Linked DNA regions of Mus musculus: region 1 is linked to region 2. The links are chromatin contacts, found by Hi-C or POLR2A ChIA-PET in ENCODE. All regions are on one chromosome and are shown on one strand. The core of a region is the stretch at or near the end of the contact, and the rest is flanking DNA. Distances in the headings are between cores, read along the strand shown. Region 1 holds the start of Kat2a (K(lysine) acetyltransferase 2A). Region 2 holds the start of Nkiras2 (NFKB inhibitor interacting Ras-like protein 2).

What was found. A loop is a pair of places that touch in the nucleus more often than their neighbours do. ChIA-PET counts read pairs that join two places held with the same protein, here RNA polymerase II (POLR2A).
Region 1: POLR2A ChIA-PET joins it to region 2 with 29 read pairs in embryonic stem cell. The contact joins the promoter of Kat2a here to the promoter of Nkiras2 in region 2. A Hi-C loop is called at or near these places in 11 of 37 maps with a recorded cell type or tissue (gastrocnemius, heart and left cerebral cortex). POLR2A ChIA-PET finds 5 or more read pairs at or near these places in 4 of 5 experiments (Patski and embryonic stem cell).

What each region holds. Positions count from the first base shown.
Region 1 is chr11:100,709,840-100,714,256 of GRCm38, reverse strand. It overlaps Kat2a (K(lysine) acetyltransferase 2A), which reads left to right and starts at 1,790. Exons shown (of 18, transcript NM_001038010.2): 1 at 1,790-2,176; 2 at 2,321-2,444; 3 at 2,779-2,924; 4 at 3,028-3,117; 5 at 3,354-3,535; 6 at 3,621-3,812. The coding sequence starts at 1,853. It overlaps Hspb9 (heat shock protein, alpha-crystallin-related, B9), which reads right to left and starts at 328. Exons shown (of 1, transcript NM_029307.2): 1 at 1-328. The coding sequence starts at 314.
Region 2 is chr11:100,621,518-100,625,403 of GRCm38, reverse strand. It overlaps Nkiras2 (NFKB inhibitor interacting Ras-like protein 2), which reads right to left and starts at 2,449. Exons shown (of 4, transcript NM_028024.2): 1 at 2,396-2,449; 2 at 1,105-1,212; 3 at 220-461. The coding sequence starts at 1,198.

The sequences.
Region 1 (4,417 bases), core at 541-3,040, 90 kb before region 2:
TGAACACTCTGCTCCATGCGGTAGCGGCCCCTGCTCGGGTCATTCGACTCGTGTTGCCGCTGGCCGGTCACCGTCAGATTCTGGCCGTCTATCCGCACCACCAAGTCCTCCGGAGCGAAACCTTGGGCATCCACCTTTATTTGGAAACTTGGTTGCTCACAGCCATTGCCCTGCACCTCATCCCTGAGCAGCCTCACTGGTAGAGTGGCCACTTGATTCCGTTCAGCAAGGGCCACGCTGGGACATCGGGAAGCTACCCGGTTTTCCCCGGGTTCGCGCTGCCCGGTGGAGAAACTGCTTCCTACCCGCTGCATCCGAGAGTGCAACTGCTGCCTGAGGGCGCGAGGGCTCCCCAACCCCCCATCCGGGGCGGGTGCGAAGAGGAAGGGCCCGCCCACTCTTCCCATCCAGAAGGGCAAAAACACTCAAGTCGCTGTCTTATCTTCCTTGCAAGCGCTGCAGCTTTTGTCCAGAACCGGCTTCTGCTTCTCCCTGGGCCCTTCTCTCACATCAGAGGGCAGGAAGGAGGCTATGAAGGAACTGGATCACCTGAATGTGCGGGGTTACAGCTCCATCCTGGGAGCTGATGGGATTGAGCAACGGGGTTGAAAAGGTCTGGCTTGCTCTGCCCTGCCCTGCCCTGCCGGCCCTGCCCTACCCTGCCCTTTTAAGAATCGGGCCTGGGGCAAGGAAAATTGTTCTCTGGACTGAGCCAAAAGAGGGGGCCTTTCTGATCTTCCAGGAAGAACTATCCCTGACCTTTCACAGTCTACCTCTACAATGGGAAGAAACTGTCTATTTCTCTGGCTTTCCTCCACCCCCACCCCCCCATTAAGGAGTGGGCAGGGAAAAAGATGGAGGTAGGATGGAAGGGTATGAGGTCAGGAATCCTCTCCATCTTCAAAGCTGCCTAGGCGAGCCAGAAGAGGGGACCACCCCCTACCCTCCGCATCTTCAGTGTTGGTCTCTCTGGTTCTTTAGTTCTCAGCACACACAAACACACTCCCCCCCCCCTTTCCTGCCCACTCCCAACACACACACACACACACACACACGAATGCCCGTGCATGAACACACACATTCAACAGCAGCATGGCCCACAACTATGTCTCTTTGTTCTTTTGAAAATAAAACCGTTTCTGTTTAACAGCAACCCAAGTATAGAAAAAGCTGATTGTCACTGGGCAGTGATGGCGCATGCCTTTAATCCCAGCACTTGGGAAGCAGAGCCAGGCGGATTTCTGAGTTCGAGGTCAGCCTGGTCTACAGAATGAGTTCCAGGACAGCCAGGGCTTCACAGAGAAACCCTGTCTCAAAAAACAAAATAAAACAAAACAAAACAAAACCCAAAAACTGATTGTCAAAGTTAATTCATAAGTGTGAACACCACAGTACAAATAGTAGAATTAATGTTACATTTTATCTCTATTGTAGCTGCAAGCCTTAGCCGGCAGCCACAATAGGGCAGGCTTTTGCAATGTGGGAGCCAACCTCAGGCCCAGGCCTGTTCTTCCACCTATGGACTTTAAAAGGGCAGCATCCACAAATCCTCCAGACGGCCAGTGTTCTGGGGTGCCTCTTGTTCCCAAGAGGATAGTAATTGTCACTATCTCGGATGGCTTAAAAAAGATTAGAATGAAGTAATGGTCAAATCTAGGATGCTCAACCAAGCGACATTTGGTTGTCTGGAACCAAGAAAAAAAAAAGTATGGAAGGCCAAAGGATGGGAAGCGGCAAAGGAAGACTACGACTCCCATCGTGCGCCGGGGCCGTGACGCCTGCGCACTGTGCGCCGGTTGCCCATGCGGCCCTAGGGCTGGGAGCGCGGCGCCGCTCCGCTGCGGGGGAGGCCATGGCGGAACCTTCCCAGGCCCCAAACCCGGTCCCGGCAGCGCAGCCCCGGCCCCTTCACTCCCCAGCCCCTGCCCCAACTTCGACTCCTGCGCCCAGTCCGGCTTCAGCCTCCACTCCGGCTCCGACTCCGGCACCAGCCCCTGCCCCAGCTGCAGCCCCAGCTGGGAGCACAGGGAGTGGGGGCGCCGGGGTAGGAAGTGGGGGGGATCCGGCTCGACCTGGCCTGAGCCAGCAGCAGCGCGCTAGCCAGAGGAAGGCGCAAGTCCGGGGTCTGCCGCGTGCCAAGAAGCTTGAGAAACTAGGGGTCTTCTCAGCTTGCAAGGTGGGGGCGGGGCCTAGAGCAAAAGGGGCGGGGCTTGGGGCATCCAAGGTCTGGGGTAGGAATGGGGGGCGAAGCTCTAGCCATAGAGCCGCTCTTGCGCTTGGGATGCAGACAGCATCAGGGAACTGAACCTTCCCCCTCCAGGCCAATGAAACCTGCAAGTGTAATGGCTGGAAAAACCCCAAGCCCCCCACCGCACCCCGCATGGACCTCCAGCAGCCAGCTGCCAACCTGAGCGAGTTGTGCCGTAGCTGTGAGCACCCTTTGGGTAAGGCAGGCACCACCTTTGGAGCTGGGGCGGAGGGCAGGAGCCAGGTCCTGTTTGAACAGGGTGACATAAGTACCACAGAGCTTCTTGGAGACCTTCTAAGGAAATATTGGGTAGGGAATAAATGTGAATGTCCCATGGAAGGAAAAAAGGAGATCTGCCTTGGTAGCAGGTAGCTACCAAGGGCTGATGGGAGAACTGAGAACACTGGGTCTCCCTGTCTGTCAAGAATTGGAGAATCAAGGGTGTGTCACTGGCTAGTTAGAGGAGGTACAGGAATCAAGCCCCGTGGAGCTCTTCTGTTCTTCCCAGCCCTAATGTAACCATCTTGCAGCGGACCATGTGTCCCACCTGGAGAATGTGTCAGAGGACGAGATTAACCGGCTCTTGGGAATGGTAGTAGATGTAGAAAATCTGTTCATGTCTGTTCACAAGGAAGAGGACACAGACACCAAACAAGTCTATTTCTACCTCTTCAAGGTGAGTTCTCATGGAGTAAAGATGGTGAAGCTTTGGTGTGTGTTGGGGATCCTGCTCTCTGAGCTCTGCTACTCCTGTTTCTGCCCATCCCTCTTCCTTACAGCTCTTGCGGAAGTGCATTCTGCAGATGACACGGCCAGTGGTGGAGGGGTCTCTAGGCAGCCCCCCATTTGAGAAGCCTAACATTGAACAGGTAGGGCGGGCATGTAGCAAGATTAAAGGCGACTTAAGAGGGTGGAGAGTCTGGTTTATTTCCTCAAGCTGAGAACAGGGGAGAGGTTCAAGGAAGGGACATGGTGTTTGCTGACCTCAGAGTGGGTGTGGAAGTTGGAAGGGTCAGAGGTTCTCTTCACAGAATCCCTCCTATTTGACATGCCTCTGTTGGCTGTCCACACCTCCTCCTGATTTTGTCCCCTCCTTACTCCTCAGGGTGTACTGAACTTTGTGCAGTACAAATTTAGCCACCTGGCCCCCCGAGAGCGCCAGACAATGTTTGAGCTCTCAAAGATGTTCCTGCTCTGCCTTAACTACTGGAAGCTGGAGACCCCTGCTCAATTCCGGCAGCGGTCCCAGTCTGAGGATGTCGCTACCTACAAAGTCAATTATACCAGGTAAGCCCAGACAGGGCCTTACAGGGGAGGCTTGAACAGCCAGTCTGGCGGTCTCCACCCTCACCTGCCGCTCCACCTCCCCCAGATGGCTCTGTTACTGCCACGTGCCCCAGAGCTGCGACAGCCTCCCCCGCTACGAGACCACCCACGTGTTTGGCCGAAGCCTTCTACGGTCCATTTTCACTGTCACCCGCCGGCAGCTACTGGAAAAATTTCGGGTGGAAAAGGACAAACTGGTGCCTGAGAAGAGGACCCTCATCCTCACTCACTTCCCCAAGTAAGGCTCAGTCTGGCCTCCTGGGATTTTACCCCAAATTCATGTCCTTGCTGTTGTCCCCTTTTTTCCAGGAAGGCTTCCTGGATTGGTCCCTCCTCTCCCTCCATGGGCCTTCTGGGATCTGGGTGTCTACCTGGCAGATTTGCCCATGGCCCAGAAGCTACTTGCTAGTATGTGCTAGTCTGGGGATGGCAGGTACATGGCCCAAGCTAACGCTACCCTCTTTCAGCCCCCTGATAGATAGTTACTAATTAGTTTCCTCTGGGTGTGTGGATATCACCCCAGAGCCCCTCCTACCACAGTGCTCTGAGAAGTCTAGAGTTTACTTTTTTTGTTTGTTTATTTGTTTTTTCCAGACAGGGTTTCTCTGTGTAGCCTTGGCTGTCCGGGAACTCACTTTGTAGACCAGGCTGGCCTTGAACTCAGAAATCCGCCTGCCTCTGCCTCCCAAGTGCTGGGATTAAAGGCATGCGCCACCACGCCTGGCTTAGAGTTTACTTTTGAAGTGAAGCCATTACCTATCTCTGTGCCTCTGTTGTTCCACATCTTCTTCCCATTTGAATCTGGGAACAAGCATGTGGGAACAAGAGGTGACAAGATTGGCT
Region 2 (3,886 bases), core at 1,200-3,699:
CCCACAAGGGGCCCTCCACTCTTGATCACTAATTGAGAAAATGCCCCACAGCAGGATCTTATGGAGGCATTTCCTCACCTTAAGTGCCTTTCTCTGTGCTAACTCCAGCTGTGTCAAGTTGACACACAAAACCAGCCAGTATACACCCGAAAGCATACCGAGGACCCACGCTCATGCTCTCCTACCACTGGGCTCCCAGCAGAAGTCTAGGACATGTACCTCCTTCTTGTCCTTGGACTTGTCGATCTCCTTCTTGAGCAGCTCGACGCGCTGGAACGACTCTCGGCTGTCTGTGCTGTAGACCAGGACGTAGCCATCGGTGCAGGAGAAGCAGTGCTTGGGCAGCTCGGCCCCATCCCGGAGACCCCGTGTATCATAGAAACGCACCTGCTCCCGCACCCCTCGGTCTGTCTCGATGGAGCCTACATAGATGTCCTCCTGGGTCTCGATCATCTCAGAACCTGGGTTAAAATGAGTCAAGAGAGATGGGAGATGGGAGCAAGGTAGATAGCCTAACAAGCCGACCAGACACAGGGCATAAGGAATATGGGGGCTCGGGAGAGACCAGACTTGAGAGTGAGACCGAGTGTCATGTCTTTATCACACCAAGCAAAAGGGCAACACAGAACTGGGTGTGGAGACACACACCTTGAATTGAAGCTCTTGGAGGAGGGGAGGCAGGGGCAGAGACAGGTTGATCTGTGAGAGTTCCTGGCCAACCTGGGCCGTACAGTGAGGCCCTCTCAAAGACGATAACAACAAGGCGGGCAGTAATAGAAGCAGACACCCTACATCCACCTCTGGCCAAGTGCTGTGGGGTGGGAATGGGCTTCTTCCTATCTTGGCTTTGGGTTTCTTCCTTCTAGATTTGTACAATGTCATAGAACTTGGGTGGTACAATGTTTTATTTTCCCCCTCCATTGTGGGGTTCAAACCCAAGGACTAGTACATGTTAGACCAGGGCTCTGACAGTCAGCCCTGCCTCCAGCCCTAATTGGGAGGGTGTGAAAGCAGCTGGTGTCCTTTTTAGCTTTTGGATTCAGGATGTGACCAGATCCTTCACTCAAGGTCTTCTGCCAGTCTCCCGGGCCCAGCAACACTCACCCACGACATGGTTCCCGTACAGAAGCTGCTCAAGGATTGAAGTTTTGCCCACAGATGCCTGGCCGCACACGACCACCTTGCAGCTCTTCCCCATGCTTAGCTTTCAACCTAAAAGGACAGAAGCCGTGTGGTGAGGGAAGACAGAATCCAAACAGCAGGCCAGGGAGCATCAGGGAGTTAGCACCACCCTGATGTTTACCGAACTACTGAGCAGTGAGCTGTAATTAACCTCCTTATCCCATGAGTGGCCAGGATTTGGCACACAGCCAGGGTGGGGTTAATGGCACCACAAAGGGAGGGGCTTAGAGAGTGGGGTGACAAAAACAGCTGGCCGGGTTTGTTCCTGTGCACAAGATAGGGCACCAAATACTGAAGGAAGTTCCACAAATACTCCTGTTCTTTTTGTTTGATTTTGGGGGGAGGGGGTTGTTTTGAGACAGGGTCTCATGTACCCCAAGCTGGCTCCCAGCTGATGAAATAGTTGAGGCATATGCACACCAGGCTGTTTTCTCCTTTTAACCATGACTTCCGTGAAGAAAGAAGCAGGGATTTTAGATTCTTCTTGACATCTTTTCCTCAGGGAGAGTGTGCAAATATGGAGAAAAACTTTCTTTCTTTCTTTCGGGGGGGGGGGGGCGGGGTTTCTCTGTATAGCCCTGGCTGTCCTGGAACTCACTTTGTAGACCAGGCTGGCCTCGAACTCAGAAATCTGACTGTCTCTGCCTCCTAAGTACTGGGATTAAAGGCGTGCAACCACCACTGCCCGGCATAACTTGCTTTCTTGAATGACTAATTTGGATGGCAATAAATTCCATTTAACCATTCCCAGTTGAATCCACCGGTAAAATAAAGATCTGACAAGAAACAGAATAAAGAGAAAAGTGCTTCCGAAAGATGGCTTTTACATCCCTTGAACTGACAGGCACAGAGAAAGCTCAGATTTATAAACTCTCTTGAGACTGCAGAGAGAGGTCCTTCTAAAGGGAAACTTCCTGACACAGGCACCCGGGGAGCGCCAGTAATCGCCCCTTCCTCCTCCCCCCAGAAAGCAGAGATCCAGAGGTAAGCCTCAAAGGGGTCCCAAGCAGAAACCTCTCCAGGAGAGTTTCCTGTCGCTCATCTCCACCCCGTGGTGTGAGCCTTTTAGTAAGCGACACTCGAGAGGCTGCCAGAGGCCGCCGCCACAGAGTACCCCTGAAGGGCACCCCTCAGAATCTCAGAGGCAATCACAGGACAACCAAAGTGAATCCGAGACAGAGGCCGCGCTGAGCCCTGCCTCCCAGCTCCATACCTCCCGGGTCCCCGCAGCACTCCCGCTGAGGTGCCCCCCGGAGTGGGCCGGACCATGGGAGGGGCAGCTCGACCGTAAAGACGGCCCTCTTCCTCTGGGTGGAAGGACTGACCCAGAGGTCCCGCCCCGCAACGGCCAGCCTTCAAGACAACTTCCGGCGGCGTAAAGTGAGCGCGGATCGCACAGCGCCCCCAGAGGCCGGCGGGGAAATACCCACCAGAACTTGTGTCTGGTTATTAAGCCGATGTTCCAGGCTCTGACACTAAAATGTTCTCTCTCTAAAAGACAGTGACCAGTGACGTTTCGTTCTATCATCTATGCGACAAGTTTTCTTTTTCTTTTCTTGGCTATGCTATGCTATGAATGGAACCCAGGATCGTGCACATACTAGGCAAATGCTCTTTGAGCCTCAATTTTTTTCTTTTGATTTTCAAGACAGGGTTCCTCTGTGTAGCTTTGGCTGGCCTTGAAATCACTCTGTAGACCATGATGGCTTTGAACTCACAGAGATCCACCTGCCTCTGCCTCCCGAGCGCTGAGATTAAAGGCACATGCCACCACGCTCAACTAACCATGCAATTTTTTTGAACTTAGAATGGAGGCTCACATTTGAATCCCAGCACTTGGGAGGGTGAAGTAGGGAGATTTTCTGAAGACAACATAGTCTATACAGAGACCCTGTCTCAAAAACAAACAGACAAAGAAACCAAACACCCCAGCACCTACTTTGTCTTGTTTGTGCCTTAAGTAGGGCCATATACAAAGGAAAAGCTACAAGTTAGAATGATTGAACCATAAATTCATTGTCTAGAATAATTAGCCAGCCAAAGTAACAATTAAAACCAACCATGATGAATGCTGTTATTGAAGTGGGGTGCTATGGGCATGGCAGAGGGGCATTTAACTTAGAGGTGACAGGTACCAAAGAGGAGGGAGGAAAGGGGGGTGTCTGTGTTCATGTTTGAAGGGCCGAATAGCACAGAGATTTCTGAAGCAGAGGAAATACAAGAACCATGACATTTCTTGTATCAGTCTGGGTTCTCTAGAGTCACACAACTTATGGAATGTCTCTATAAATTAAGGTGATTTACTGTAATTACTTACAGTCTGTATTCTAACTAACCCAATAGTGGGCAGCTGTGAATGAGAAGTTCAAGAATCTAGTAGTTCTCTCAGTCCCACGAGGCTCGTTGTTTCAGCTGGTCTTCTGCCTAAGCTGGAATCCTGAAGTAGTAGGTTCCAACAGATGTGCTGGCAAGTAAGTGCAAGCAAGCAAAGAAGAGTGAATCGCTCTTCTTCCAACGTCCTTATGAAGGCCTCTAGCAGAAGGTGTGTCCCAGATTAAAGGTGTGTGCCACCAGGTCTGGATCTGGAACTTGCTTTGTTGCAGGCTGACCTTACACTGAGATCTGCTTGCCTCCATCTCCTGGGATTAAATGCATGTAACTACCTTACCTGGGTTTAAGCTTTTCCTGGTCACTATTCCTCAAG